Linked DNA regions of Homo sapiens: region 2 is linked to region 1. Evidence: read pairs that join two places in POLR2A ChIA-PET (ENCODE). Cell type or tissue: MCF 10A. All regions are shown on one strand. Each heading gives the region's core, and the rest is flanking DNA. Links, peaks and the distances in the headings are about the cores only. Region 1 overlaps MYO1A (myosin IA). Region 2 overlaps PRIM1 (DNA primase subunit 1).

What was found. ChIA-PET counts read pairs that join two places held together with the same protein. Peaks named below come from ENCODE experiments on the same cell type or tissue, not always from the same donor. Only the 100,000 strongest peaks of a DNase experiment are listed, where the experiment ranks them.
Region 2: POLR2A ChIA-PET joins it to region 1 with 6 read pairs; 5 of 35 experiments call an interaction of 5 or more read pairs at or near these places.

Annotation. Positions count from the first base shown.
Region 1 is chr12:57,022,754-57,038,079 of GRCh38, forward strand. MYO1A (myosin IA) reads right to left here. Exons shown (of 28, transcript NM_005379.4): 18 at 15,116-15,316; 19 at 14,795-14,888; 20 at 14,189-14,338; 21 at 14,019-14,087; 22 at 13,554-13,628; 23 at 8,287-8,421; 24 at 7,457-7,563; 25 at 6,987-7,119; 26 at 6,682-6,834; 27 at 6,379-6,506; 28 at 5,764-6,128. The coding sequence ends at 6,002. Among named protein-coding and RNA genes, the nearest start is that of TAC3, 14 kb to the left of the region's middle. RefSeq lists enhancers at 6,685-7,522, 8,564-8,653, 8,714-8,893. In MCF 10A, for the core only: no CTCF peak of the experiment used is centred there; DNase peaks (open chromatin) are centred at 8,808 and 10,878.
Region 2 is chr12:56,735,419-56,750,744 of GRCh38, forward strand. PRIM1 (DNA primase subunit 1) reads right to left here. Exons shown (of 13, transcript NM_000946.3): 3 at 11,508-11,614; 4 at 11,363-11,436; 5 at 10,627-10,763; 6 at 8,647-8,705; 7 at 7,569-7,678; 8 at 6,328-6,419; 9 at 6,017-6,158; 10 at 3,876-3,945; 11 at 3,016-3,107. Among named protein-coding and RNA genes, the nearest start is that of PRIM1, 9.2 kb to the right of the region's middle. In MCF 10A, for the core only: no CTCF peak of the experiment used is centred there; no DNase peak of the experiment used is centred there.

The sequences.
Region 1 (15,326 bases), core at 4,169-12,168:
AGGAGGATGAGGCAGGAGAATTGCTTGAACCCAGCAGGCGGAGGTTGCAGTGAGCCGAGATCATGCCACTGCACTCTAGCCTGGCAGACACAGTGAGACTCCATCTCCAAAAAAAATAAATAAATAACTGGCAATTTCCCCTATATCTTTGGGTCTTCATTCTAAAGGTGCTCATATATACATATTAAATAAATTTATCTACCTTTTCTCCTATAAATCAATTACTCTCATGTCAGTGATTTTCAGCAAACTTTTAGGAGGCCAAGTGTCTTGGCCCTCACAACACCAATTCCCATGCCTGAGTCCAGCTCAGTAGATGTGGACCCTGGGCCTCTTTCCCCACCTTGTTCATCCACCAGCTCCTTGCCCTTTAACCTTCAGGCCTGACTTCTGGGCTAAAACAGTTTCAGGCAGGCGCCCCTCCCCACCCAGGACAACCAGACTCAGGCCCCTGAAGGTTAGAAGGTCAGTTTAGCATCCCCTCCAGTCCTCTCCTTTCCCCCTCCCAGAGGGAGCTGCGCCATTACATTGGTCCTCAAGAGTGTCACACCCCTCCTCTGCTTGGGCAAAGAAAGCTCCAGTGTCGGCCTTCCTCCACTCCTCACCAGTGGTCATGATGCCTCTCCCACCTCAATCCTTCTTGAACCCTGAATCAGCTGGACTTAGCTTCATTCTTCTAGAGTTCTTTTACACCTCCTGATGTAATCTCACAGAGGATGAACAGAACTCGATAGCTGTGCCACCCCTGCCCCCTCCCCGGCCTTGATTTTTTTTTTTTTTTTTTTTTTTGGAGACAGAGTCTCACACTGTTGCCCAGGTTGGAGTGCAATGGTTCAATCTCGGCTCACCGCAACCTCTGCCTCCCGGGTTCATGCAATTCTTCTGCCTCAGCCTCCCAAGTAGCTGGGATTACAGGTGCACACCACCATACCTGGCTAATTTTTTTGTATTTTTAGTAGAGACGGGGTTTCACTATGTTGGCCAGACTGGTCTCGAACTCCTGACCTCATGGTCTGCCCGCCTCAGCCTCCCAAAGTGTTGGGATTACAGGCATGAGCCACTGCCCCTGGCCTTGATCTCTTAATTGCTTCCCTTTTTCCTCAGAGTTACATTTTCCCCACTCTAATCTGTCTCCCTGCAGTTCAGGCATCTTCTTCTCTGACCTTTCAAGCCTCTTGTTCACACCACACACAGATGAGGGAGATTATCTGCTTATTTCTCACCCAAGGGAGAGAGCTCCAGGGGAGAGTCAGAACCAGGATCAGAGCCGAGAGCCAGAGCCAGATGCTGCTGCTGAATGAGACAGCGGAGATGCAAAAGCAAAGCCAGAGCCATCCGTCAGCCCAGTATTTGTAATGGGTGCAGGGTTTGAATGTTTGCAGGGTGCTTTGGCATGGAGCAGTCCATCTGGTTTTCATCACCATGACCATGTAAGTAGGAAATATTCTGATTTTCCAGATGAGAAAACAGGCTCAGAAGGTTCAGTCACTTGCTCCAGTACATATGGCTACTAATCAGTGAAGAACAGCCTCAAATCCAGGTTTGTCTCACCCCAGGTCTCCCACTCTTTTTACTGCACTGGCATAAACTTTGACCTGTGAGGGAACAGTTAACTGTCCCAGACGGAATGGGTGGCCCCCCTCTCCAAGAGACTTGAAGATTTGGGACCTTCTACTCTTCTACATTTTGAGTTTGGGAGAGAACCGTATCTTTATCTCATATTTACTACAAAAACAATCTGTGCAACAAAGCATTCCCCAATCACCCTATTTAAAATTATCACCACCCCAAAATTCCATATACCTCACTCCCATTTTTCCCTTCATGAACTTATTACATCCACTATGCTAAGTATTTTACTTATTGTCTTTCTATCACCACTCCCACCCAGGAATATAAGTGTCATGATGGCAAAAATTTTTGTCTGTTTTGTTTGCTACTGTATCCCTCACTTTATAATGTTTGACATATAATAGGTGCTCAATAAAAATGTATTTACAAGGCTGGACATGGTGGCTCATGCCCATACTCCCAGCACTTTAGGAGGGCGAGGTGGGAGAATTGCTTGAAGCCAGAAGTTCGAGACCAGTCTGAGCAACATAGCAAGTAAGACCCCATCTCTACAAAAACATTTTTAAAAATTAGCCAGGCATGGTGGTGCATGCCTGTGGCCCCAGCTATCCCAGAGGCTGAGGCAGGAGGATCACTTGAGCCCAGGAGGTTGAGGCTGCAGTGAGCTATAATTGCATTGCTACACTCCAGCCTGGGCAACAAAGTAAGACTCTGTCTCTTAAAAGAAGAAAAAATGTTATTTACAAAATGAACAAGGAAGCCAGAGCCAAGTTTCTTGTATCACAGTCAAAAACATGGATCCACCATGGAACCTCTCAAGTGCTGCTGGGGTCCTGAAATGTTTGTCTCCCACCCCATCCGAGAACTTAGACTGTACTGACAGAAGTCACTGGCTACACAGGGACCCGTGTTCATCCCAAAGTGAGGACAGCAGCTGGGTCTCAAGGCCTCTTTATTACACGAGATGCTAATGGGACTCATTAAAAGCTTCTCATTACCCAGCTAATTACAGGGCTGTGTGGGCAAAGAACATGGGCCAGAACCCAGGGTTGGGAGCATTTGGTAGGATGAGGAGAGAAGTGGGAAGCTGTTTACATGCAAATGGCATGACTGGTTCATTCCTGTGAGGAGCCCAGGTGCTGTTCCTAATTGGTTCCATCCATCTCCCTCCTCCTCCTCTCCTAACCCCACCAATCTGGAGCTGAAGGCCCAAGCTGGGCAGGCTGGAGGGAGTTGGGTGTGTAAGAGGAGGAGGTGTTAAGCCAAGAGCTGAGGACTAAAAGCCTCCTGGGTCCAATCTCTGCATCCACCCCTCTCCCCCACCAACCCACCCATCCCTGCTCCCAAGCCCTGGCACCAGGGAAGCAGGGCTTCAGCAAAGGTACACCATAAATAATGTCCTTTGATGATGCAGCATCTCAAAGAGGATGGCAGGAGCCAAGGATGGTGGGGGAGCCGGGGCGGGGGGTGCGGGGAACAAGGGGATGGCAGGGAGAGTTGATCACCCCTTGATCTCTGGGATTAGCAAAGACTTGAAAGAGCTAATGCTAGGCTATGTTGGAGAGGTGATGAGAGAGGGAGGTATTGGAGGGCTAGGACAGCCTGGGCTTCATTTTGCCTACAAATCATATGGAAATGACATGTAAAGTGGGTGTTGCAGCTATAGAGTCCCCAAGTGTTTTTTCTTGAACACCCACCCTTTATTTGAGCCACATCTCAGATGATGTCCCTGGCCTAGAGGAGCAGGGTACTTGGAGTCCAGGGTCCTTAGCAGCTCCTCCCCTGCAACTTCCCCTCTTTGCTGCTATGATGGGTTAGGGATGAGGCCAGGAAAAGGTGTGTACAGTTGTGCTGTGTTGAGACAGGTTAGTCAGCAATTCACTGAGGGCCAGAGGTGGAAGCAGACCCTCTAGCTTGTACACACAAGATGGCCTGAATATATCCACCACATGCACAACTTGTGGACTCTCGCAAAATCCCAGAGGGGTACTGGCAAGGGGAGAGCAGGGCTAGGGTCATATGTGACACTGGGTGGAGATGCCAATGAAGAGTGGAAGGATGACAGCATTCTATGTCCTGCCATGTCCTGCAGCCAGGAGACAACTGGAGAAAACCCCACAGAGCAAGGAACAAGAGGCCCTCAGAGCCTGAGGAAGAAAAATGGACTAAGCCAGGAGGACTGAGCTAGAGCTGGTTTAAGCTGTGAGATGCTAGAATGGCTCCTCATGGGGTTAGGGGAATCCAGGATGGCTTGTGCCCCTCAGAGGCTGAAACAACCCAGACTCTCAGAGCGCTGAACTGGCTGAAGGGAGAGGGCTGGGAGAGAAGAGGCAGGGCTGGGGAGGGGAGGACTGGTAGCAGAACTCCAGCTTCTCCCACAGTGATGGAGCCAATTCCAACCCTGTAACACAGGTGGGGAAACTGAGTCCCTATTTGTTTCAGGGGATGAAAACACACACTCCTAGGCTCCAGAAAAGAGAGGCAGAGACAGGAAAGAAGAGGAGGAAGAGAGTGACAGAAGAGTAAAGGAGGAGGGGAGTGCCTGCCCTTCCTTGAACTCCAGTCCATCTACATGATGGGCACAGTGAGGACAGGGGTGAGGGCCCTAGCCCTTCCCCTCTCCCATCACCCCCAGCCCAGGGAGCTGACAGTGCCTTCAGCCCTGTGAAGGGAAATGCAGGATAGGGAGCGGCAGCTGCATGTTCTCCTGAAATTGCTTCTGAAAATGACCAGACACTTCACTGGGAAAGTGACGACAATTTGGGCCCTGGGAGCAGGAGATGAGATGGAGAGCGGGGGCGATGAGGCGCAGGTCACCACCCCACTCTCGGCCAGATAGGCTCTTCTCGGCCTGATTCTGAGAAGTCAAGGATGGGGGGAGCTGTTGGGGGCGGGAGAAGGCTGGCCAGAGCCTGAGCTACCCCTATTCTGAACAGAGCCACCCTCCTCCCAAACAAGGCAGGCTCTAGCCCCTCACCCGCCTGAAAACAGATGATTCCCCAGGTTCTATCTCAGCTCAAAGCAGGGTGTGCCAGAAGCACGTGGCTTGTGCTCAGACAGCAGATTAATCTGCAGGCAGGAAGAGAAGTTAATCAGTTCTCCCTGGCCAGCATGATAGCCGGCCGTGAGCTGCCTGCAGATGGAAGTCAGGTGGAGGGAGACCCCAGCCCCAAGGCATAGTGAGTTAAGGGAAGGAAGCGGGAAGAGGTAGGCAAGGTAGAGATCTTGAGAAGAGGAAGAGACAGCCAGAGACAAAAACAAAGGCAGACCCTGCTAAGCTCTCACAGACCACAGATCTAAATTTTACTGTGACTACATGAGCAGCTTGTTCCCCAAAGGTAGAGGCCAGACAGAAGGTAGAGACAAGACAGACAAGACAGAATCTATGAGAAAATAGATATGAGGGGGAGTAGGAAAATATTTAAAGCATTTTACAAAATATTACATATTGATATTAGTCAGAGCTCACAGAAACAGGGACAATGAGATGGTGTGAGATAGTTGGGAGGGTGAGAAAAAGATAATGACAATGACGCAGGAAAAATAAAGGAAGAGGAGAGGAAAGGGCCAGGTTACAGGGATGGGAGGGTCTTGATGAGGGAGCCTCATCAAGTGAGTGATGTGAAGTGCCACCTGCTGCAGGCCCCAGCTGTGGGACAGAGACGAGCAAGATAACTGTTGGCAGCAGTTTGGCATCTCGGGTGTGTGAGAAGGAAGGGGGTGTCGGGGAGGCTGGTGTGATGGAGCCCTGTGCTGTGTGTGGGAGTAGAAGGGGTGATGGCGTTCCCAAGTACAGGAGACCCTGCATTCCCCAGCACCCCAGCATACATAAGCCCTCCAGCCTTGGGCTGCTTTTCAGGCTAAATCGCCAAAGGACCCCAGTTTCTGCCAAGACAGGGATGCTCACTTCTTTCCTCCAGGGACACACTTAATGAATCAGTCCACTGGCCACCTGCGACCTGAGCCCCATCCTTAACTCCCCCCGCAGCCCCTCCACCCACCGCAGTCTCTCTAAACACCCCCCCAGAGCTCAGCCGGTCAAGGAGCCCGGAGACAATTTTCCTTCTTTTCCTTTCTTATTACCTCACTAGCTGGCTCCAAGGAGCTTGAGGAGGAAAAAGGGCATGGGGGCAGGGGTCTAAGTACACCTGGGTGAAAAGATAGGGGGAACAAGGACCCACCCACCCTGACTGAACCTTTCCAAGCCACATGTTTTATTAGTGTGCAGAGAGGCTGCGGGTTGGAGGAAGCTACTTTTGGAGGAGAGAACAAGAAGGGTTTGGGACAAGGGTCCTCTTCAAGGGTAGTTTAATCCCCAAGCCATGCGCCACGATCAGAGGGGTTAGAGATCCTCCCACACAGGAGGGCAGAGGGGGATTAGTGCTGGTTCAGGAGGAAGCAACTGCCATCTCTGCATGGTGCCCCCTCCTCACTGCACAGTCACCTCCAAGCAATGACTCCCCTTTTTTTTGTAGCGTAGCTTGCTGTTGTCACCACCTGCAGGGCCCTGGACGACCTTGACAGCCACACTGTTCTCCTTGAACCTCACTGAGAACCTGGAGAGGGAACAGAAAACCAAGTCTAGTGCCCATCCCCTCACCCCGACTCCCGCATTTCCATGATGGCCCCCCCATCATGCGAGTCAGAGGACTTGAGGCCCCAGAGAACCTGGGTGGGGGCCTGAGAAACACCTCCAAGCCCCGGCCTGCACTGCCCTACATGCTTCGCTTTCTGATCCTGGTCACGATGACCATCAGCCTGGCCATCTACCGTAAGCCGCCCCTCACCCCCAGTTCATGGCCTCACTTCTCAGTCACGGTGACTGTAAGCTGCCTCTGCGTGGCATCCAGCACAGCCCGGTACATTTTGGTCAGCAGTTCAATCACATGCTCGCTGACCAGCAGGAAGTCCCCCTTGGAGCCCACCGATGACATCTTAGGAAGAGGGAAAAATAGCAGGAAAGGGATTCATTTTTTCTCTTCAGGAGCACCTGAGGGACATCAAAGGCCCAGAGCGAAAGGTCTGGTCCCCATCACCTCCAGCCTGCCCCAGCCCTGGGATGCATACCACCTTCTCCAGTCCAAGGCTTGCCCCACCCAGCTCTGATACCTCACTCAGATGCAAGCTAAAGAGCCCATCCTTGAGGCTGGTGACTGACACCCCAGCCACATTGTCTAGCCCAATGACAATTTTGGCCTGGGACTTCTTGGTGTCTGTGAGAATCACATGGCCCTTGGTCAGGAGGAGAATCCGAGAAGAAGTCTAGGGACGGAACAGGCAAGGGTGAGGAAAGGCAGGATTAATTGCCCCCACTCCACCTGGCAGGGCGCAAACACAGCCTGCCATCTGCTCTCCAGATGCCAGCCCACAGCTCTGCACTAGCTGCGGGAGGAGTTCAGCCTGCAGGCCCTTACCTTGCCATTGCCACGATTGACCTTCTTCACGGCCTCTGCCATCAGAACAGGCCCCTCCTCCCCGCCTTTCAGCTTCTGCAGCTTGGGGTTCCCTTGCAGCCCAATGTAGTCACCACAGAATGGAATGGGGACACTGAGAACACATGGGAGGTGTGCAGCGCGACAAGGCCCAGAGGCCTCTTCCCCACCCCCAGAGTTCCCATCCTAGTCCTCCCGGGCCCTTCCCCCACATCCACGTATCCTCTGTCAGTGTCCACAGAGCACAGTCCAGGACCAAGACATCAGCACCACCTGGGGAGTTGTTAGAAAGGCAAATTTTGGTCCTCACCCCAAGACCTGCTGGATCAGAGACTCTGAGGAGGGACACAGCACCTGGGGGTGACAATCCTGCCAGGTGATTCTAAGGCACGCTCAAGTTTGAGAACTGCTGCGTGATGGAACTGGCTGTGCAGGGTCTGGGAGGCCCTCACCTCTGGGGATATGAAGCCTTCTTGCCCTTGAACAGTTCACTGGCACAGAGCTTTTCCCTCAGGATCTCTACCTGCTTCGGGGACAGCTGATCCCGGAACCTCTTGCACTGTGAGGAAGGAGGGACAGGAGCTAAAATCATAGAGTGGGAGGGCAGGGCTGGGGAGGGAGGTGAGAAATATTGACTAGAAGACACTAGGAGAGGAGAGAGACTGAGGAAAAAGGACAGGCACTAGACACCTCAGGGAGAGGCCGGGGCTGGAGGACCATTGAGGAGGAGTGCGAGAACTGAGGGAGGCTAGGGGAGGGAATGGACACCATCAAATAAAAGCACCAGGAGGGCTCTATGCTCAGCTCTCAGGGCAAGGCTTAGTCCCAGACAGGTGCTCAATAAGCATTTCCTGAATAAAAGAACAAATTACTTTATGCTAAGTGAAATAAGCCAGACACAAAAGGACAAATATGATTCCCACTTATATGAGGCACTTGGAAAAGTGAAATTCATAGAAACAGAAAGTAGATTATAAGATATCAGGGGCTAGGGGAATGGGAGAATAGGGGGTTATTGCTTAATGGGTACAGAGTTTCAGTTTGGGGTGATGAAAAACGCATATGGAGATGGATGGCAGTGATGGCTGCAGAACAACATGAATGTCGCTCATGCCACTGAACTATACACTTAAACACCGTTAAAATGGTAGATTGTATGTTATGTATATTTTACCACAATTTTTTTAATGGGAAAAAAATAGAAGAGGGAGGCAAAAGAGGAAAATCAGGGGGAGGGAAAAAAAAGACGAAATGAGAGGAGGGGTGCCTGGGCTCCACTTGCCTTCCACTGGTAGAAGAGCTGCTGCAGCTCCTGATTTGCTGTGCTGAGGCACTTGTAGGGGGCGGCTGGCCATGTCTTGTCTAAGACGTTTGTGGATGGCAAATTGTTCTTCAGCCCCAGTAGGAATTTCTGTACCTAGTTTGGGACCAGGGGGATTGGGAGTGGAGTGATAAGAAACACTTCCTGACAGGCAAACTGGCACCCAGATCCTGCCACTTCAAAGGAGGAAGTTAACCCACAGTGAGAAGCAAGGGGTGGAGCTGAAGAGATGGAAGGGAGTCACCTCTTGGATCTTTTTCAGCAAGAGGTGCAGGCTTGAGGCCGGGAGGTAAGAGCATGAATAGGAGACTGGAGGGAGAGAACGATTAGTTCCAACCAAAGACCTGCTACCCAGGGCAGTGAGGTAAGAGGAACCAATATGAAAGCTGGTCTCAAAGTTTTGCTCCTGTAGCTTTCTATTCCTTCTGTTCACAATTGCCTACAGGTGGCAGCCACTGTCTGTGTCAGCTGTTGGCTAGGTACCAAATTTCCCCTCCTCTCAAATCAGTCAAGTCCAAACATGTCAGCCTCCATTCAAAGGAAGAAGGAGCAAATAAAGGAGCAAAGGAGAAAGAGCAAATGAATTCAGGGAGACAATGAAGAGGCCCAGAGCTTCAGAGCCCCCATTCCTCTCTTAAGCTGAGGGATCCAGACCCTCGAACAACAAAGAGAGGCTGTAAGCAAATGTGTCTCATGTCTGAATGAGCAATAGTCAGGGTCCTAACCACGGTCAAAAATCCAATCAGCGGAGGTCAGTTACAATTTGCTCCAGCCTCTGTCCAAGATCCCATGCTCTTCCTCCTTCTCTCTGGCCTTTCCCAGGGTTTCACTGGAAGTGCTTTTCTCTCCTGGGTTTCCTCCCTGACACTTAAGAGCCCAGCCTCATGTCGCAGGACCCCTGCATTCCCTGGGCACACCACCCGGACAGGACTCTTTCCCATGCCCCTACCCAGCCCATGCATGATCACTGTGTGCCTTAGCTCTCGATGCTCTCTTGACTCAACTCTGCCAACCTGGGAGATCAGCTCAAAGCCCTCCCTGATTCCCCAAGCCCCGGATTGCCTCTCCTTTCTTTGAAGCCCCATAGCAATTTGCCTACACTCGTCTTTGTACTACAGTTATTTGCATGGAAAACAGCTCCCTTTTCTAGACACTGAGTCCTTATAAGGCAGGATCCCAGGTCTCACATTTTTTTTCACTAGTCAACATTTATTGAGTGTCTACTTAGTGCCTGGAACTGTTCTAGGTACTGGGACATAACAGTGAACAAAGTCTTCATTTTCACTGGACTTACATTCTACTGTAGGGTGGAGAAGGGGACCAACTACACAAGCAAATAAATATATAGTGTGATGTCAGATAATGGCATCTGCTGTGATGCAAAGAAGTAGACCCTGAGGCAGGAATGAGTGGCAGCATATTCCAGAGACATTAAAAAGCCAGGGTGAGCAAAAATTAGCTGGGCATGGTGGCGCATGCCTGTAATCCCAGCTACTCTAGAGGTTGAGACAGGAGAATCGCTTGAACCCGGGAGGTGGAGGTTGCAGTGAGCCAAGATCGCACCACTGCACTCCAGCTTGGGTGACAGAGCAAGACTGTCTAAAAAAGAAGAAAAAAAAAGGGTGGCCAGAATCACTTGAGCAGGAAGAGAGAGGATCAGAGAGTAGGTCGGGGCAGATCATGATGGGCCTTGTAGGCTGTGGTAAGGAGTGAAATGGAACACCATTGGAGAATTTATACAGAAGAATAGCATAATATGATGTTTTAAAAATTCAATATAGCTTATTATTTTGAAAGTTTTTTTAACTTACAGAAAAGTTGAAAAAAGATACAATTAACATCTGTATACTGTATGTTCCTCATCTAAATGCACCAACTGATAATGTTAACACCTTGCACTATCTGTGTGCTCTGACACACACACATATGTGTGCATATAAATACATGCATATACACATTTACACAAATCCTTGCTACCCTACCATCCTAAAGTAGGTTATAGATATCATGACATTTTACCCTAAAATGTCAGCATGCCTCTCCCAAGAACTGGAACATTCTCTTACACAATCATAACTCCATCACCACACCTAAGAAAATCAACATCACTAATCCAACAGCGATCCACTCTCAGATTTCTCTACATGTCCTTTATAAACTTCTAAACATGTCCTTTGAAGCTTTATTTTTCCTTTTCCAGGATCCAATCAAGCTTCATCCATGGCAACTGACTCTTTAGTCTGCCCCAATCTAGAACAAGGATTCTTAAGTTTTTGTTTTTGCCTCTTTTTTTGAGACAGGGTTTTGCTCTGTCGCCCAGGCTGGAGTGCAGTGCCACCATCACAGCTCACTGCAGCCTTGCCCGCCTCCTGGGCTCAAGCGATCCTCCCACCTCAGCCTTCCAAGTAGCTGGGACTACAGGTATGAGCCACCACACCCACCTAATTTTTAAATTTTTTTTGTAGAGTCTAGGTCTCACTATGTTGCCCAGACTGGTCACAAATTCCTGGGCTCAAGCAATATTCCCGCCTCAGCCTCCCAAAGTGCTAGGATTACAGGAGTGAGTCACCTTGCCTGGCCAAGGTTTTACATCCCATAGAGCACCTAGCAACCTGTTTGTTTATGGCACAGAATTACTGAAGATATAAAAAATGACTTGATTTTTGGCACTTCCAAATGTCTGGAATTTTTATGAAAAAGTTTTACTAAGATATCAGGTTAAAAAATTTAAATAGAAAGAGGCAGAATACATAGTATATTGCTGTTAACTGCAGGAACTATCCAAGCTCATTGTAGCTTCCACTGCAGGTCTAGTGGGTTTGGTGGGTTTGGGATCTGGGCCTGTGAAGGCCTCCAAGACTGGAGTCCCCAGTCCCTAGTCTGATTTTATTTATTAATAATTCAACAAACATGCCTAAGCATCTGTCATAATCCCCTTTGTTCCAATTAATGTGGAGCCTCTGAAGGCTTTCTTCTTTTTATTGTTTGTTCTAGAACTAGAAAGTTCTGCCCTTTCCTATGCAGCCCTCCTGCCCCCAGGTCTGCCTAGGGCCATGGGTTGCCCAAGCCTCTATTGATGAGGGGCAGTCTTAGGCAGTGGTTAAAAGCTCTAGAGTCAAATAGTTTGTAACCCAGCTTTACCACTTACAGCTGTGGAACCCCCGGCAAGTTATTTAACCTCTCTGAGCCTTGGCTTTTTAACTACAAAATGGGAGAAAGAAAAGAGCCTACCTCACAGGGTTATTGAAAGTATTAGAGTTAATGCATGTAAAGAGCTTAATGCATAGTAGATGTTCAAAAGATAATGGGTAAGGCCGGGTGCAGTGGCTCACACCTGTAATCCTAGCACTTTGGGAGGCCAAGGCGAGTGAATCACTTGAGCTCAGGAGTTTGAGACCAGCCTGGGCAACATGGTGAAACCACATCTTTACCAAAAATATAAAAAATTAGCCAGGCGTGGTGGCATGTGCCTGTGGTCTCAGCTACTGGGAAGGCCGAGGCTGAAGGATGGCTTGAGCCCGGGAGATGGAGGTTGCAGTGAGCCGAGATCATGCTTGCTGCATTCCAGCCTGGGCGAGAGAGCAAGATTCCATCTCAAAAAAGAAATAGGCTGGGCGCAGTGGCTCACACCTGTAATCCTAGCACTTTGGGAGGCCGAGATGGGCGGGTCACTTGAGGTCAGGAGTTCAAGACCAGCCTGGCCAACATGGTGAAACTCTGTCTCTACTAAAAATACAAAAATTAGCTGGGCATGGTGGCGCATGCCTGTAATCCCAGCTCAGGAGGCTGAGGCAGGATAATCACTTGAACCTGGGAGGCGGAGGTTGCAGTGAGCTGAGATCGCGCCATTGTACTCCAGCCTGGGTGACAAGAGTGAAACTCTGTCTCAAAAAATAAATAAATAAATAAATAAAAATTAAAAAAATGAGAATGGATACTAGCATTAGTTACAGTCAAGGCAGTGGCAAACTGGAATACTCAGAAACACTGGGGGAATCAGTGCCCAGTGCCCGCAGGCTTCTGTGGGGGTGTGATTTATTGAGACCCTGGTCTAAACCCAGCAGCTTCTGGGTTGACAATTAGTAGCTGCCTGACAATACACAGATGAAAGAAAAGGAAGAAGAAGGGCAGTCAGGAGATAACAGCAAAATCAGATTACAGGTCTCAGGTGTGTAGCAAGAAGCATGTATGGTGGGAAGGCAGACACTCTGGCACCAGCACAAGAGGTGATCAGGCAACTGAAGAGACCTGGAAGATGGAACTTCCCTGGGAAGGGGAAGAGGACGAGCAAATGAAGGCTCAGGAAGGCAAAAAAGAGGTCCAGAGCTTCAGAGCCCCCATTCCTCTCTTGAGCTGAGGGATCCAGACTCTCAAACAACAAAGAGGGGCTGCAAGCAAACATGTCTTATGTCTGAATGAGCACAGTCAGGGTCCTAACTATGGTCAAAAACCCAATCAGCGGAGGTCAATTACCAATTTGCTCCAGCCTCTGTCCAAGATCCCATGCTCTTCCTCCTTCTCTCTGGCCTTTCCCAAGGTTTCATTGGAAGTGCTTCTCCCTCCCTGGTTTCCTCCCTGACACTTCTCAGAAGCACTATTGCTATCTGACTGAAGTCTCCAGAAGTTACTCTTCTCTGTCCCTGTTTTTCTCCCCCTGGGAGCTGTCTGTAAGTTTGAATATGTAGGCCTTCCAGGTGGGTCTTCCCATCCAGCCTGACCCACGTCCTCCAGAATTAGGATAGGTCCTTCCTGAGATTTACTTTCTGACTTGCTGACAATAGTTTCAGAGGAAGTAGAAGGAAGATACAATTCGCCTACTCTCACCCCAACCCTAAAATGGATCTTGGGAGGTTGAGCTAGTTAATGTGTGGATCACTCTACTCTTCAATGAGGCTTAGCCTCTTCAACAGTTGTTAAACATCCAGCCCCAGGATCTTCACAAGGCTATTTGACCATAGACCAGATGGTGGGTGTGCTGAGACCCCTTCCTGCCACAAGGTTGCCTGGATTGTCCACTCATGCCAAAATGCTATCTGATTCTGCCCCCGAGTCCAAGGCACTGGGGCCTGGTCCCTGCAGGTAGCTGCCCTCTTCTCCTAGGACTTAAGTACATGCAGACTGAGGAAACTCTTGGGGGAAAGCTTTGGGTTGCCTCTTCTCAAACCCCTCTCCCAAACCTGTGCCTCCCTGCTCCATCCCTAACATCCACCCTAACCCCTACCACTTACCATGCTCTTGTAGATGAAATCTGCCAAGGTGAGGGCAGCCTCTGACCGGAAATATTTGCGATAATTCTTTCGGGCCTGGCAGAAAAGTACAAGAAAGGAGCCAAAGTGAAGATAGGCAGATTCTAGAAGAGGTTGTACTATTTTTCAACCACGCAAAGACCTGAGTAAGATAAAGAGCTGAGACTGTAGCTGGAAGTTGGAAGTAAAATCAGACAAGTTGGCAGTGAGGACACTTAGAGCAGAAGGCAAAGTTCTGCTGCCAAGTTAGGCATCTACCCACCCAGACACCTCTACAGGTCTCCCCTACAGGCCTCTCACTCCCAGACACCCACCCACACATGGACCGGCTGATACACAGAGGTGCGGCCTGGGTGCAGGCAGGACTAGCTCTCTGCTGCTCTAGCCAGCAGGTGACACAATCCAGGAGAAACAATGTGAGGAAACCTCTCTTCCACTCTCCATTACCTTCCACCCTCTCACAAAAGCCTGGATCAATAACACGGATGCCTTTATCTTCCCATAGCATTTCTTTTGCTGTAGAAAACATAGGAGTTGTTAGAAAAATGGCACCTCCTGAGCCACCTTCCATCTTCCCTATTAGAGTGAACAGAGTGGGACTTTGGGGATGACCGTACCATGTTTCCCCGAAACCAAGAGGAGATGAGGATCTGACTCTTTCGCATCAGTTGGTAGTGGGTGCGGCAGCGCCAGCCTCGGTAAATCTTCTGTATGAGTGTGGCCAGCTGCTGGAGTCTCAGGCGCCTCTGTTCTTCGAGGTAGAAAAGCTGTGGAGAGGTGGAAGGGGGTGACAGAGAGACTGGCTCAGGGGAACAGTGCTGTCCTCTCCTATACCCCACAGTACTGAGGCTTCCCAGCCAGGCCTTATTTGATCATTCCTTTGTCTTCTTAGTTTGCTCATTTATTCATTCAGTAAACAAGTATCTACTTAACTCTAACTTTGTAGCAGGCAGTAAGCTAGAAGTTGATCACCCCAACCCTCAAGGGCTCTGCCTCAGGCAAAGGCACTTAGAGCCATGCAGCACCAAGCTCCCCAGGCTCAGGGCAGTGTAGGAACCCAAGAGTTCAATTCCCAGGGATACGGTTCCTGCAGACAGGAAGCTTCCCATCCACTGGACAGTGATCCATTCCAGGTTATACACGCTCCCTCCCCCTCCAGCCTTTCTCAGGTGGGCTCTTCCACCTTCTACCCTCACCAAATGCTAATGCACTCTCTAACTCACAGTCTTGGGGCTTCTAATGAAGATCTTTGTCTTGCCAAAGGCCAGCTCCCCCGAGGACATGCTCAGCTCCCCCAGGACCTTCTCAACACCTTCCCTATGGAAGCAAATGACAGAAAGCTGCAGAGGGGTATCTCAGGAGAAAGTCCTCTTCCACCTTTCCCCTAATCCTTTCAGCCTCCAAGAAGTGATCATTCAATTCATTTCTCAAAGTATCCATTCACCCAGCTTCAGCAGATGTGCACTGCACCTCCAGGTCTCTTCCCCCAGAGATGTTTCCTGCACTGCCCTTTCCTGATGCCCAGTCTCCCCATGGGGTCTTACCGGTCTCCCCCATTCCAGTGAGGCCAGGTGCTCCGGCTCAGCAATCGGTACCTTTCCAGGAAGGGCCCATAACCCTGGCGGTGGGCATAGCCTGCCCGTCGCACCCGTACGTTCTCCAGCAGTCCCAGGTACCGAGCCTGGGTTGCCACCAGGTCTGAAGAGAACTGACCTCGCTGCTGATGCTCATTGGGCTTTATGCACCTGGTGGGAG
Region 2 (15,326 bases), core at 2,795-10,794, 290 kb before region 1:
CTGTCTTGCTTTTTTGCCCAGGCTAGAATGCAGTGGTGCAATTGCAGCTCACTGCAGCTTTGACTTCCCTGGCTTAAATGATCCTCCCACCTCAGCCTCCCAAGTAGCTGGGATCACAGGGAGTGCCACCACAGCTGGCTAATTTTTTATTTTTAGTAGAGACAAGGTCTTGTGTTGCTCAGGCTCTGGTCACGCCCTTTTGGAGATTATTAGAAGTTTTTACATTGAGTATTCTTGTTTTTTTTTTTTTGAGATGGAGTCTTGCTCTGTCTCCCAGGCTGGAGTGCAGTGGGGCAATCTCGGCTTATTGCAACCTCCACCTCCTGGGTTCAAGCGATTCTTCTGCCTCAGCCTCCCGAGTAGCTAGGATTATAGGCGCCCGCCACGACGCCCAGATAATTTTTGTATTTTTAGTAAAGATGGGGTTTCGCCATGTTGGCCAGGCTGGTCTTGAACTCCTGACCTCAGGTGATCCACCCGCCTCAGGCTCCCAAAGTGCTGGGCCTACAGGCATCAGCCACTACGCCTGGCCTGCATTAAGTATTCTTTGATTTATAAAATAGTTTAAAAAATGTATACAACAAAAAATTTAATATAGGCAGGGTGCGGTGGCTCATGCCTATAATCCCAGCACTTTGGGAGGCCGAGGCAGGTGGATTACGTGAGGTCGTGAGTTCGAGACCAGCCTGACCAACATGGAGAAACCCTGTCTCTAGTAAAAATACAAAAATTAGCTGGACGTCGTGGCGGGCACCTGTAACTCCAGCTACTCAGGAGGCTGAGGCAGGAGAATTGCTTGAACCCAGGAGGCGGAGGTTGCAATGAGCTGAGATTGCACCATTGCACACCAGCCTGGGTGACAGAGTAAGACTCTTTCTCTAAAAAAAAAAAAAAAAAAAAAAAAAAAAAGAATATACAATTTTATTCATCCATTTAATTATATAACCTATAATGATACCCAATGGGAAAATATGATTGAGAATAAGAAAGGAGTTTCACATAAAATTTGGATTTTAGTAGTATCCTACGTTTGCATGGAATTAAGAATCCTCATAATAGTTCTTTAAAAAGAGTAAGAAAGAAATTATACTTTTTTTTTTTTTGAGACGAAGTCTCACTCTGTTTCCCAGGCTGGAGTGCAGTGGCGCAACTTCAGCTCCCTGCAACCTCTGCCTCCCGGGCTCAAGTGATTCTTGTGCCTCAGCCTCCTGAATAGCTGGGACTACAGGTGTGCACCACCATGCCTGGCTAATTTTTGTATTTTTAGTAGAGACGGGGTTTAACCGTGTTGGCCAGGCTGGTCCCAAACTCCTGACCTCAGGTGATCCACCCACCTTGACCTCCCAGAGTGCTGGGATTACAGGCGTGAGCTACTGCGCCCGGCCACATAATTTTCATTTTGAGACAAGGTCTCTCTCTGACACCCAGGCTGGAGTACAGTGGTGTGGTCAAGGCTTACTGCAGCCTTAACCTCCTGGGCTCAAACAGCCTCTTGAGTAGCTGAGACCACAGGTGCCTGCCAGCATGTCTAGCTAAATTTTTTTTTTTGGAGAGACAGGGTCTCTCTGTGTTGCCCAGGGTGGTCTCAAACTCCTAGGCTCCTCTTGCCTCGGCCTCCCAAAGTGCTGGGATTACAGGTGTGAGGTGAGCAGTAAGCGAGCATTACCGCCTGAGCTCTGCCTTATGTTAGATCAGCAGAAGCACTAAATTCTCAAAGGAGCATGAACCCTATTGTGAACTGCGCATGTGAGGGATCTAGGTTGCGCACTCCTTATCAGAATCTAATGCCTGATGATCTGAGGTAAAAAAGTTTCATCCTGGAACCATCCCCAACTCCTCCCCCTCTCTTTGCAGTCCGTGCAAAAATTGTCTTCCACAAAACTGGTACCTGATGCCAAAAAGGTTGGGGAGTGCTGCGCTGCTATGCGGCATCTTTTTTTTTTTTTTTGAGACGGAGTTTTGCTCTTGTTGCCCAGGCTGGAGTGCAATGGCGTGATCTTGGCTCACCGCAACCTCCACCTCCTGAGTTCAAGCGATTCTCCTGCCTCTGCCTTCCGAGCAGCTGGGATTACAGGCATGTGCCACCACAGCCGGCTAATTCTGTATTTTTAGGATAGACAGGGTTTCTCCATGTTGGTCAGGCCGGTCTCGAACTCAGGACCTCAGGTGATCAACCCACCTGGGCCTCCCAAAGTGCTGGGATTACAGGTGTGAGCCATCGCGCCTGGCCTGCAGTATCTCTTAGGTGTTAGATTTGCCTTCCATTAGCAGGAAGATTTAGAAATTCCTTAGCTTCTTCAAATTCTTTTTTTTTGTTTGTTTATTTGAGACAGTCTCCCTCTGCCGCCCAGGCTGGAGTGCAGTGGCACAATCTTGGCTCACTGCAACCCCTGCCTCCTGGGTTCAAGCGATTCTCCTGACTCAGCTTCCCGAGTAGCTGGGATTACAGGTGCCCTCCACCATGCCTGGTTGATTTTTGTATATTTAGCAGAGTTGGGGTTTCACCATGTTGGCCAGGCTGGTCTTGAACTCCTGACCTCAAGTGATTTGCCTGCCTCGGCCTCCCAAAGAGCCGGGATTACAGGCGTGAGCCACTGCGCCCAGCCAGCTTCTTCAAATTCTTGAATATACAACTTGGTAAACAGTTTAGACATATGTTTACCATAAAACCCACCTATATGCATCAGAAACAAAGAAAAAAAGTACTGCATATATAATAGTTGTTAAATAAATAGGTGGTGAATCTCAGAGACTGATTATTCATACTTATTGATAGTTTAATCTTACAGTATAGATCCTAGCATTAAAAGTTACTTAGGAAATATGTGTTGAATCAGACTGGATTCAATAACACCACTTGGGCTGCTGTTGAAGAAAGGACACAAACATTGTATGCAGTTCCAGGACAAATGCTGATCCATTCTAGTTGAATCAGAGAATTAATTACTGGAGTGACAGATGGATATCTATATAAAAACCCTGTATTTAAAGTGAAGCTTCAAAATATTACCTTACCTCTGGTTCTATGTTTGACATCAGATTCAGCTTCATTCTCCTCTTTTTCCTCTTCATTAGTGGAAATGGCATCCAATTCACGGCAGATGAAGCTGCAAGTAACAGAACAAGAGAATTTTGTTTTTGTTTTTGTTTTTGAGACGGAGTCTTGCTCTGTTGCCAGGCCGGAGTGTGGTGGTGCGATCTTGGCTCACTGCAACCTCCGCCTCCCAGGTTCAAGTGATTCTTCTGCCTCAGCCTCCCAAGTAGCTGGGACTACAGGCATATGCCACCAAGCGCAGCTAATTTTTGTATTTTTAGTAGAGACAGGGTTTCACCATGTTGGCCAGGATGGTCTCGATCTCTTGACCTTGTGATCCACGCGCTTTGCCCTCCCAAAGTGTTGGGATTACAGGCATGAGCCACCGCGCCTCACCACGAACAAGAGAAGTTTAATGTTGGTTTCTGATCAGCATTATCCAGTGTATAATAGCATGTGAATCCCATAAAATTTACTGTAAAAAAATTATGCGGCCAGCTAAATTTGGGATATTCTAAACACCATGATCTCTTCTTGGAGTTTTTCATGCATATTATCATATGAAAGACTGTGAAATACTGTAGTAAAAGATACTTTTAATCTGTTTAAGTCAGAATTTCCTAAATTTACTTGACCTTAAAATCTTTTTCTTACATAACAGCAGGTGAAAATCTTGTATTGTTCTATTAGGGCATCGTCATCTAACCTTTGAACCTTATTTGGTTTCCATAACCAAATATACCATTCCCATGCAACTACTTCTCTAAGGAGGCTAATTCAATTTATTTAAAATTCATAACAACAATTACAAACAAGGAGTGATCAATGATCTGAAACATACCTTATGGTCGGAACAGTAAATGGATCAAACTGGTCCACTTTCTGCAAATCAATAGGCACAGATATGCGACCTGTAAGACACAAAAGTTATAAACTGATGATTGTGGACTATAAATCATTATAGTCATCTCCTACAGGTTATTTTTGGTTAAAATTTTTATTTAAGGCTTAGACAAAGGGTTAAACTTATCTGTTAAGAAGAGTATTTAGAAATATAAATTACTTTCACATTAGCTGTGCCCTTACTCTTTTTTAGAGTTAATGCCTCACTTTGTCACCCATGCTAGAGTACATACAGTAGCATGGTCATAGCTCACTGCAGGCTTGATGTCCTGGGCTCAAGTGATCCTCCCACCTCAGTTGTCTCCCAAAGTGCTAGGATTATAGACGTGAGCTACTGCTCCTGGCCTGGCCAGTTTTTCAATTTTTGTTGAGTTGGGGTCTCACTATGTTGCCCAGAACTCCTGGCCTCAAACAATCCTCTTGCCTCAGCCTCCTGAGTTGCTGGGATTACAGGTGTGAATGACCATGTCCAGCATGCCTTTTATTTCTCTTTAAAAAACCAGCCAGGTGCAGTGGCTCACGCCTGTAATCCCAGCACTCTGGGAGGCTGAGGAGGGTGGATCACAAGGTCAGGAGTTCAAGACCAGCCTGGCCAAGATGGTGAAACCCCGTCTCTACTAAAAATACAAAAATTAGCTGGGTGTGGTGGCGGGTACCTGTAATCCCAGCTACTTGGGAGGGTGAGGCAGAGAATTGCTTGAACCTGGAAGGCAGAGGCTGCAGTGAGCCAAGATCGCGCCACTGTACTCCAGCCTGGGTGACAGAGTGGGACTCTGTCTCGAAAAAAAAGGAAAGAAAAAAAACAAAAACAAAAACCAATAAGCAAATGTGAAGACTGTTGAGCTATTTCCCAGTTGCTCTTATCCCTACTTTTATTTCTATATTTAGAAATAAAGTATATTTAAATATTCCATATTTAAGTTCAGAACAATCTCAGAGTTAGTGAGTCCTGAAAATAGAACAAAATAGATGAAACTATAATATTTACATTGGCTTGGTTTATTTGAGATCAATACAGATACCCACATGTCAGACACCTTTAAAAAGCATTTAGGAAATAAAATAGAAATTCCTCTACTCTTTTATAATACCCCCCTAGGATACCATATAGAATTTAACACATCTCAAAAGTGACGTAATGAGGCTGGGCGCAGTGGCTCTTGTCTGTAATCCCAGCACTTTGGGAGACTGGGGCAGGTGAATTGCTTGAGCTCAAGAGTTCAAGACCAACCTGGGCAACATGGCAAAACCCTGTCTACAAAATATTAGCTGGCTGTGGTAGCACATGCCTGTAGTACCAGCTACTCAGGAGGGTGAGGCAGAAGGATCGCTTGAGCCGATCGGTGAGCCGAGATTGCACCAGTGCACTCCAGCCTGGGTGACAGAGTGAGACTCTTTCTCGAAAAAAATTTTTTTTTGTTTTTGTCAGTGCTAGGAGTAGAGTTCATTTCATTTCTTTCTTTTTTTCTTTTTTTTGAGACAGGGTCTCACTCTGTTGCCCAGGCTGGAGTGCAGTGGCACCATCACAGCTCACTGCAGCCTCAACTTCCCAGGCTCAAGTGATCCTCCTGCCTCAGCCTCTTGAGTAGCTGGAACTACAGGCATGCACCACCACGTCTAGCTAATTTTTGTATTTTTTGTACAAAGGGTGTTTAGACATGTGGCCTAGGCTGGTGTTAGACTCTGGGGCTCAAGTGATTTGCCCACCTTGCCCTCCTCAAGTGCTGGGATTACAGGAGCAAGCTACCACATACAGTCACACACAATTTTTTTTTTATGACCTTGGATGGGTTACATCTTGGGCCACTGTTTTCTCATCTGTACAATGAGAGCTGTTGTCCTAAGATTTTGATGGTCCTCTCCAAATCTAATATGGAACCTCAGAAACCCAACTGAAAAACAGTTACATAGTAGAAACTCATCTGGTAGCTACTTAACTGACTTAGGTATTGGGTGACAGAGCAATTCTTCTACCTTTAAATCATAGACATTATATATATTCAGACCTAATGCCATGCTTACTAAAGCCAATAGCAACTCATTTTTCTTTTAGTTTTCCTTAGTTTCCTTGTGTAGTACCTGTTTTAGGATGAACACTAAAAGGGCTCTTCAGTAGATGATTGATTCCTTTGCTGACATTGATATCCAGCCGTGGAAAACAGTACTGGAGCATAATCTCCCACTCCAGCCAGGGTCCATATTTGTCATTTTTGATGTTATTCTAAAAGCAGATACAAGGCCAACATGAGGATCAGTAGGAACTGTTGAAGATTTCTTTAAAGAAAGTTAAAAAAACGATCTTCAACCATCTTTAACTGACTAGGCAAAGCAATCAATTTAATTAAGAATTGCATTATTATATCTGTAATACAGATTTCAGTGGCATATACCTGATATCTGCTGGCTACTTTCTTCAAGTGCTCCCAACGCTGAAGTGAATTGTGAGACTTTTGGAAGCTTTGTTGAAGTTCATCATGAATTGGTGATGGGTCATTAAGGAACAGACTCATTTAGGGAACATCAATGAACAATTTAGTTTTAAGTATGTATTACCACAAGGGTGTCTTACAAATATTCAGAAAGTAGTTATTAACATTTCTTGAAATATAAATGTTGACTGGGCGTGGTGGCTCATGCCTGTACTCCCAGCACTTTGGGAGGCAGAGGTGGGTGGATCACGTGAGGTCAGGAGATCGAGACCAGCCTGGCCAACATGGTGAAACCCCATCTCTACTAAAAATAGAAAAATCAGCAGGGCATGGTGGTGCACATCTGTAATCCTAGCTACTCTGGAGGCTGAGGCAGGAAAATTGCTTAAATCTGCAAGGTGAAGGTTGCAGTGAGCTGAGATTGTGCCACTGTGCTACAGCCTGGGCAACAGAGTGAGACTCCATCTCAACAACAAAACAACCCACCCCACAAATGTTAAACTCAACAGCTGTATCCGGCCGGGCACAGTGGCTCATGCCTGTATTCCCAATATTTTGGGAGGCTGAGGTGGGTGGATCATTTGAGACCAGCTTGGCTGACATGGTGAGACCCCGTCTCTATAAAAACACAAAAATTAGCTGGGCGTGGTGGCGTGTGCCTGCAGTCCCAGCTATTTGGGAGGCTGAGGCAGGAGAATTGTTTGAACCCGGGAGGCGGAGGTTGCAGTAAGCCAAGATCACACCACTGCACACTCCAGCCTGGGCAACACAGTATAAGACTCCGTCTTAAAAACAACAACAACAACAAAAAAACCCCAAACCAAACCAACACCAGTTGTATCATTGAAATCTTCCCCTGTAAAAATACAGTGATGATATAACAGAAAGAATGCCAAAATAACTATAAGGTATGATGTAAAGTTTTCCCTGGTCTGCATGTATTTTGACTATGTAATTCACCATTCTTTAGCTGTTAATTCTAGGACCAACTTCCAAAATGAGAAAACTGATTTGCAACATGGCCCCATTTTTTATTATGTTCCAGACCAGAGATACTAAAATCCAGAAATACAGGAGATATTTTGTGTAAAAAAGATTAAACTTATAAGTATATGAGAACTTACAAGCAGACATGTCTAACATTTATAATATCACAGATCAAAACAACTAGCTCACACAGAAATGATCACGGGAAAGGATATTTTCAGGAACAAGGGCTAAAATCTTATCCCAGCTTTCTTTATTTTCGAGAATATCTTGATTAACCAAGGCATATTCTTCAAAGTATTTTTTTATTATGTTTATAGATTTTCTGTAAGAACAACAATAACAACAGAGTCCCAACACTATCAGTAACACATATGCCACATAGGTATTGCTGCCATTGTGGGGAAAACTACTGCTTATTTTCATGACATTTTCAGAACTTAACTAGGTAAAATGGGAATACTACCCTGTGCAGGGTTATGATAATTAAATGAGACACTTTTAAGGGAAAAGAACCTGACATAGAACCTGGCACAGAATGGGTATACAAGAAATGTTTACTTTTTAAACCTCACAACTTAGAAGGTTAATATACGCAATAAGGGTAGAAAGTAACCAACCCAGGACACCATAATACATCAGTAGTAGAATGTGGGATGCAGCCTACACTTTCCACTGTGAATTGCTTGTATTAATATCTCAACAATCATATAATGTTTGCAGTTTACAAATATGCATCACATTTACTCTTTCACTTAATCATTGATACAACTGTGAGACAGGTAGAGTGCATGCTGTTCTCCCCATCATAGAGATAAGGAAATGGAGGCAGCAATATTTTGTCAATATTTTATCAAGATCATAGTAAGTGGCAGAATAGGAATTTTTACTCCTAATATAAGGCTTTTTCCACTATCCTAGAGAAGTAGTGAATTCAGTGGAAAAAGCATTGGAGTAGGCTTTACAGTCAGGCAGACCAGGGCATGAATCCTAAATTTAACAACTAACTTGTCGTGTGATGCCAAGCTCATTATAAAATCTCTCTAAAACTCATTTTCCTTATCTATAAATGGAGATACCATCAAGTCTCTTGTGGGGTTTTTTTGAAGAGCAATGAGAACATCTGTAAAGCACCTTTTAGGAATACTGCAGCATAAAATAGGCACTCAATTAACCATAGCTATTATTATTATAAAATGCTACCCAGCAGTGAAAATTGATAGCAAGGTAACTCTAAAGGCACATGCCGGTAAATCAGACACCTTAAAGTGCTTGGAGACTTTTCCAACAGACCTGATAAAAGGGTGAATTTTTTCACTTAGGTGAACTTTCTTTTTAACGTCTTGACCACCCTGAAAAATAAATCATTAAAAAAGAACTTCAGGTATACAATATAAATACAGTCATGTGCAGCATAACGACATTTTAGTCATGATGGACTGCATATAAGATGGTGGGCACGGTGGCTCACACCTGTAATCCCAGCATTTTGGGAGGCTGAGGTGGGTGGATCACCTGAGGTCAAGAGTTCAAGACCAGCCTGAATCCCATCTCTATTAAAAATACAAAAAATTAGCTGGGCATGGTGGCGCATGCCTGTAATCCTAGCTACTCGGGAGGCTGAGGCAGGAGAGTCGCTTGAACTCGGGAGGCAGAGGTTGCAGTGAGCCGAGATCGCATCATTGCACTCTAGCCAGGGTGACAAGAGCGAGACTCCATCTCAAAAAAAAAAGAAAAAGATGGTGGGTCCCATAAGATTGCAATACTGTATTTTTACTGTGACTTTTCTATGTTTAGGTATGTTTAGCTACATCAGTACCTATCATTGTGTTACAATTGCCTACAGTATTGAGTACAGTAACATGCTGTACAGGTTGTAGCCTAGGAGCAATAGGTTATACCATATAGCCTAGATGTATAGTAGGCTATACCATCTGGGTCTGTGTAAGTATACTCCATGACTTTTGCAAAGTGATGTATTTCTCAGGATGTATCCTTATTGTTAAGTGATGCATAATTATAATTAAAACATTTCTAGGGCTGGACGCAGTGGCTCACACTTGTAATCCCAGCACTTTGAGAGGCTGAGGCGGGCGGATCACCTGAGGTCAGGAGTTCGAGACCAGCCTGACCAATATGATGAAACCCTGTTTCCACCTGCCAACACGCCTGGCTAAATACAAAAATTAGCCGGGTGTGGTGGCAAGTGCCTGTAATCCCAGCTACTTGGGAGGCTGAGACAGGAGAATTGCTTGAACCCGGGACGCGGAGGTTGTGGTGAGCCAAGATAGCGCCACTGCACTCCAGCCTGGGTAACAGAGCAAGACTCCGTCTCAAAAAAAAAAAAAAAAATTTGTAGGCTGGATGTAGTGGCTCACACCTGTAATCTCAGCATTTTGGGAGCCTGAAGTGGGAGGATAGTTTGAGTTTAGGAGTTCAAGAACACCCTGGGCAATATAGTGAGACCTTGTTTCTGCAAAAATTAAAAAATTGGCTGGGCGTGGTGGCGCATGCCTTTAGTCCCAGCTACTCAGGAGGCTGAGGTAGAAGGGTCACTTGAGACCAGGAGGTCAAGGCTGCAGTGAGCTGTGGTCACGTTACCGTACTCCAGCCTGGGTGACAGGGTGAGACCGTGTCTCAAAACAAAACAAAACAAAACAAAAAAAACCAAAAAAACAAACCAAAACCAAAACCAAACTTTAACATGTTCTATTATTTTATATATAATAAATCTATTTTATCTATTATTTTACATATGCCACAAAGCAAGATATTTATAGCAAAATAAAATGAAATATCTTAAAACATGTAGCTACTATGACTTTAAATGATCTATTGGTAAGATCATTTACTCTGCAATGTGAATGCCATTAAAGATAAGTTTTAGGCCAGTGTGGTGGCTCATGTCTGTAATCCCAGCACTTTGGGAGGCTGAGGTGGGTGAATCACCTGAGGCTAGGAGTTCTAGGCCAGCCTGGCCAACATGGCGAAACCCAGTCTTTACTAAAAATACAAAATTTAGCTGGGCACAGTGGCAGGAGCCTGTAGTCCCAGCTACTCGGGAGGCTGAGGCAGGAGAATTGCTTGGACCCAGGAAGCAGAGCTTGCAGTGAGCCAAGATCATGCCATTGCAGTCCAGCCTGGGCAACAGAGTGAGAGTCCATCTCAAAAAAAAAAAAAAAAGATAGTTTCATTTTCTTTGACAGTAAACATATCAGGCTTGGTAACATCTAGAAACTAAAGCAATGCAAATTAGAATTAAGAGGATCTTACCTTTACAAGGCTCAAATACTCAACTATCCCAGAACGTACTGCAGAAGACAGTTTTCTAACTGATTCATCACAGACCCAACAATGAACACCTCTCCTTCCAGAATATACCCAGAGACGATGCTTAAATCCAAAGTCCTCTGAGGAAGAGAGAAATAATAGGTTTTAAAACAAATCTATAAACTCCTTAATTAATGTATATTAAATTACTTGTTGTTTCCTGTGCTCCCCATGTTCTTGCTTCATCTCTTTACCCATCCTGGTCTCTCTGCTGGGAATTTCTTTCTTTTTTAAAAAACTATTTTATTAGGCCAGGTGTGGTAGCTCACGCCTGTAATCCCAGCACTCTGGGAGGCCGAGGTGGGCAGATCACGAGGTCAGGAGTTCGAGACCAGCCTGACCAACATGGTGAAACGCTGCCTCTACTAAAAATACAAAAATTAACTGGGCGTGGTGGCGTGCGCCTGTAGTCCCAGCTACTCAGGAGGCTGAGGCAGGAGAATCACTTGAACCCAGGAGGCAGAGGTTGCAGTGAGCCGACATTGTACCACTGCACTCCAGCCTGGCTGACAGAGTGAGACTCGTCACACACACACACACACACACACACACACACACACACACACACACACACAAATTAATGAGATTTGATCACAAAATACAGAGACTAATAGTTAATAGTAGTCAGAGGAAAACCGATTCTTACACTTGACCCCATTCAGAAACTGCTGATACTTGCCCTTCAATGCTCTGTCAATGATGCGTATGGCCATTGTCATGAGGGTCCAGCACTTAGGACATATGTCTGCAGAACTAAAGCAGAGTCATCATTACTCATTGTCAGTGATACCACCCACCCTAACAGCAAGACACACAGTGCTCACCTACAACATCTCCTCACATCGTCATAGTCTGTCATGTCAATGTCAAATACCAGTTCTTTTTCCTGAGCCTGGAAAGCTCCCAGCTTCACTGTATTGTGTTGATTGGGCTACAGATACAAAATATTGATCAGTTTCTATAAGAGCTGCCACACTGCTAAATCTGCTTATTTTCTACACATATGGAAAAAGTTGCCAAACAGAAATAAAGAGACTATATAATGCCAACTTTATGACAGTGAAAGTTCATTATTTTGGATCTTACACATACACTATTGATGAGAGTCTTAACTTTCACCAACTTAAAGCAGGGTTTAATGAATACATATCCATCATAAATGTTTGTTGGTCAATAAGGATAATAATAAAGCTGTTTTTAGTTTTCTGACAAGGGAACGTATACAAATAATGGCCTATTGCAAGGTGTTTTAAGAACCTTTACTTGTTACCATACATAGAAGTATTTAAAAATTTTTCAATAATTCAAAAAGATCTCCCCAATTAGTTTGAATTGAGACTTTATTATAAAGAGGCTATGAGAAGCTGGGCACAGTGGCTCATGCCTGTAATCCCAGCACTTTGAGAGGCTGAGGCGGGCAGATCACTTGAGGTCAGGAGTTTGAAACCAGCCTGGCCAATATGGTGAAACTGTCTCCCTACTAAAGATACAAAAAATAGCCGGGTGTGATGGCATATGCCTGTAGTCCCAGCTACTTGGGAAGCTGAAGCAGGAGTATCATTGAACCCGGGAGGTGGAAGTTGCTGTGAGTCAAGATCACGCCACTGCACTCCAGCCTGGGTGACAGAGCGAGACTCTGTCTCAAAAAAAAGAACCTGAGAGGTTAATTCCACCATAAGTTTTTATAACTGTAAGTCAGAAGGGAGTGATTACTGAGGAGATTCATAAAACTAAATCTTAGGCTGTCAGTAAGGAAAGATAAGAGGCGCAACCCAATTTATACCTCAGAACCCCCAAAAGGCTCAGGGATAGGTGATACCAGGTATTGTTGGAATGAGTAAGTGCGTGTTTAGTGAAGCTGAGATGAAAAACAGGAAGATTTTTCAAGGCCACCCTTGACTGAAGGAAAAAAAAAAGGAGGATTGGTTCAAAGCATAGTTAAGAAGCAGTTAGCTACCCAGATTCGTACACTTAGCTTGCAGAGCTAGGTGACTGCTCTTTCATTTCCCTGGCAGAAGACACCTGAATTATTTTCCAGAGAGCATAAAACAGAAGGTCCCTGGACTTGGACAACAAGTACAATTGAAGAGTGTGTTGTATTGATATTACAAATTGATATTAGGGGAATAATTAGACATTTATATGTGGAATGTTAAGACCCAGCCCTTTCCACCCACTTCTGTACTCTTCCACTACCAACTCAGGCAGGAAGCTAGAAGATTTCTCTCTAAATAATCTGAACAGGGCTGGGCGCAGTGGCTCACGACTGTAATCTCAGCACTTTGGGAGGCTGAGGCGGGCAGATCACGAGGTCAGGAGATCGAGACCAACCTGGCTAACATGGTGAAACCCCGTCTCTACTAAAAATACAAAAAATTAGCCAGGCGTGGTGGCACACACCTGTAATCCCAGCTACTCGGGAGGGTGAGGCAGGAGAATCGCTTGAACCCGGGAGGCGGAGGCTGCAGTGAGCCGAGATCATGCCACTGCACTCCAGCCTGGATGACAGAGCGAGACTCTGTCTCAAAAAAAAAAAAAAAAGCTTTAGCTAAAAGAAAGTGGTTGCTTCTGGGTCTGGGTGTGGTAGCTCATGCTTGTAATCCCAGCATTTTGGGAGGCCAAGGCGGGTGGATCACTTGAGGTCAGGAGTTCGTGACCAGCCTGGCCAACATGGCAAAACCCCGTCTCTACTAAAAAACACAAAAATTAGACAAGTGTGGTGGTATGCGCCTATAATCCCAGCTACCCGGGAAGCTGAGGTGGGAGAATCACTTGAAACCGGGAGGCAGAAATTGCAGTGAGCTGAGACTAGCCACTGCACTCCAGCCTGGGCAAGAGAGCTAGACTTGTCTCAACAAAAGAAAGAAAGAAAGTAGTTGCTTCTGGGTAGCAAAAAATGAGGGGGAAGGGTAGCAGAATTTTTTTTAGACAGGGTCTCACTCTGTCGCCCAGGCTGGAGTGCAGTGGCGTGATCTTGACCCACTGCAACCTCCACCTACCGGGTTCAAGCAATTCTCCTGCCTCAGCCTCCTGAGTAGCTGGGACTGTAGGCATGTGCCACCGTGCCCGGCTGTTTTTGTATTTTTTGGTAGAGACAGAGTTTTACCATGTTGGCCAGGCTGGTCTTGAACTCCTGACCTCAAGTTATCTGCTCGCCTCAGCCTCTCAAAGTGCTAGAGTTACAGGTGTGAACCACCGGCCCAGCCTGGTAGCAGATTTTTTAAAAGCCGAATAGAAGTACTTGATTTTGTAAACCATGTGCATACATAACTGACAAAAATCACAAAACAAAACACAAAAAGTAAATAAAGGTCTATAGATGCTTCTGTCTTGGCCCAAGAAAAAAATGAGACGTTTTCTCCCTTTAGAAATTAAGGAGAAGGAAGTAGAGAGTGGCACCCTAACCCTTCTTAGAAGTTCATTTTCAGTTTTATTCTCAACCTATAAAGGGGAAGTAAAACAACTCCAAAGTATTTTTTTCTGCCTGCCTTTTATTACCTCTTCTCCCCTTACTTTGATGATGAGAGACGGGTCTGGGATTTAGAGTCAGAAACCCTGGGTTTAAGTGCCAGCTCTATCATTTAGAAATTGTGTGTGAGCTTGTGCAAACTATTCAAGTTCTCTGGGCCTGTTTCCTCCTTTGTAAAAAGAATGAGGATTGATACAAGTAACAAGTTATATAACATGAAAAACTCCACATAAAAGCTATTATGCTATGTATGTATTCCCTCCACCCACCAGTGTATATATTTGAGAAGGGGAAGAAGGGCAATTTTGGTTTGTTCATTCACTCAACAAATATTTATAGTGTACTGTCTCTTGCCAGGCACTCTTCTAGGGTACTTAGAATATACCAGTGGCAGGGGGTGGGAGGAGTGGCAGGTTTTAGTAGACCTCACTGAGAAGGTGCTATTTGAGCAAAGATTTGAAGGAGGTGAGGGGATGAACCAAGTATAGAAATGGGTTTTAGGCAGTGGAAACAGCTTGAGCAAGGGTCAGTGTGGCAGGAATGAATGAGGGGGAGAGAAGGACTTTTAGTCAGTGAAATGAGCAGCCACCAGAGAATGTTTTCAGCAGAGGAATCACAGATTCTGAGTTGTTTTAAAAGGATTACTCTAGCTTCTGTATTGACAATGGACTCTAGATTCTACAAAGGCAAACTGTTAGGAGGTTTTTACAGTAATTCAGATGAGATGATAATGTTGGTAGCACTGGTAGTAGTGGCTGGATTTTAGATACACTTATGGTAGAGCCAAAGGGATTTCCTAATAGAATGGGTATGGGAATGTGAGAAAGAGAGGAATCAAGAATAACTCCAGGGGTATGAAGGAAAAAGAATATAAATGTTTATTATGACTGAACTGTACACTTAAACGTGGTAAAGATAATAAGTTTTATATGTATATTTGACCTCAATAAAAATAAACAATTAAAAGAAAAAAAGAATAACTTCCATGGTGGAAGAGAATGTAATTCTCTTTTATTTCCCTCTTTTTTTTTTTTTTTGAGGCCAAGTCTCGCTCTGTCGCCCAGACTGGAGTGCAATGGCGCGATCTTGGCTCACTGCAACCTCCACCTCCCGGGTTCAAGCGATTCTCCTGCCTCAGCCTCCTCAGTAGCTGGGATTACAGGCGCGTACCACC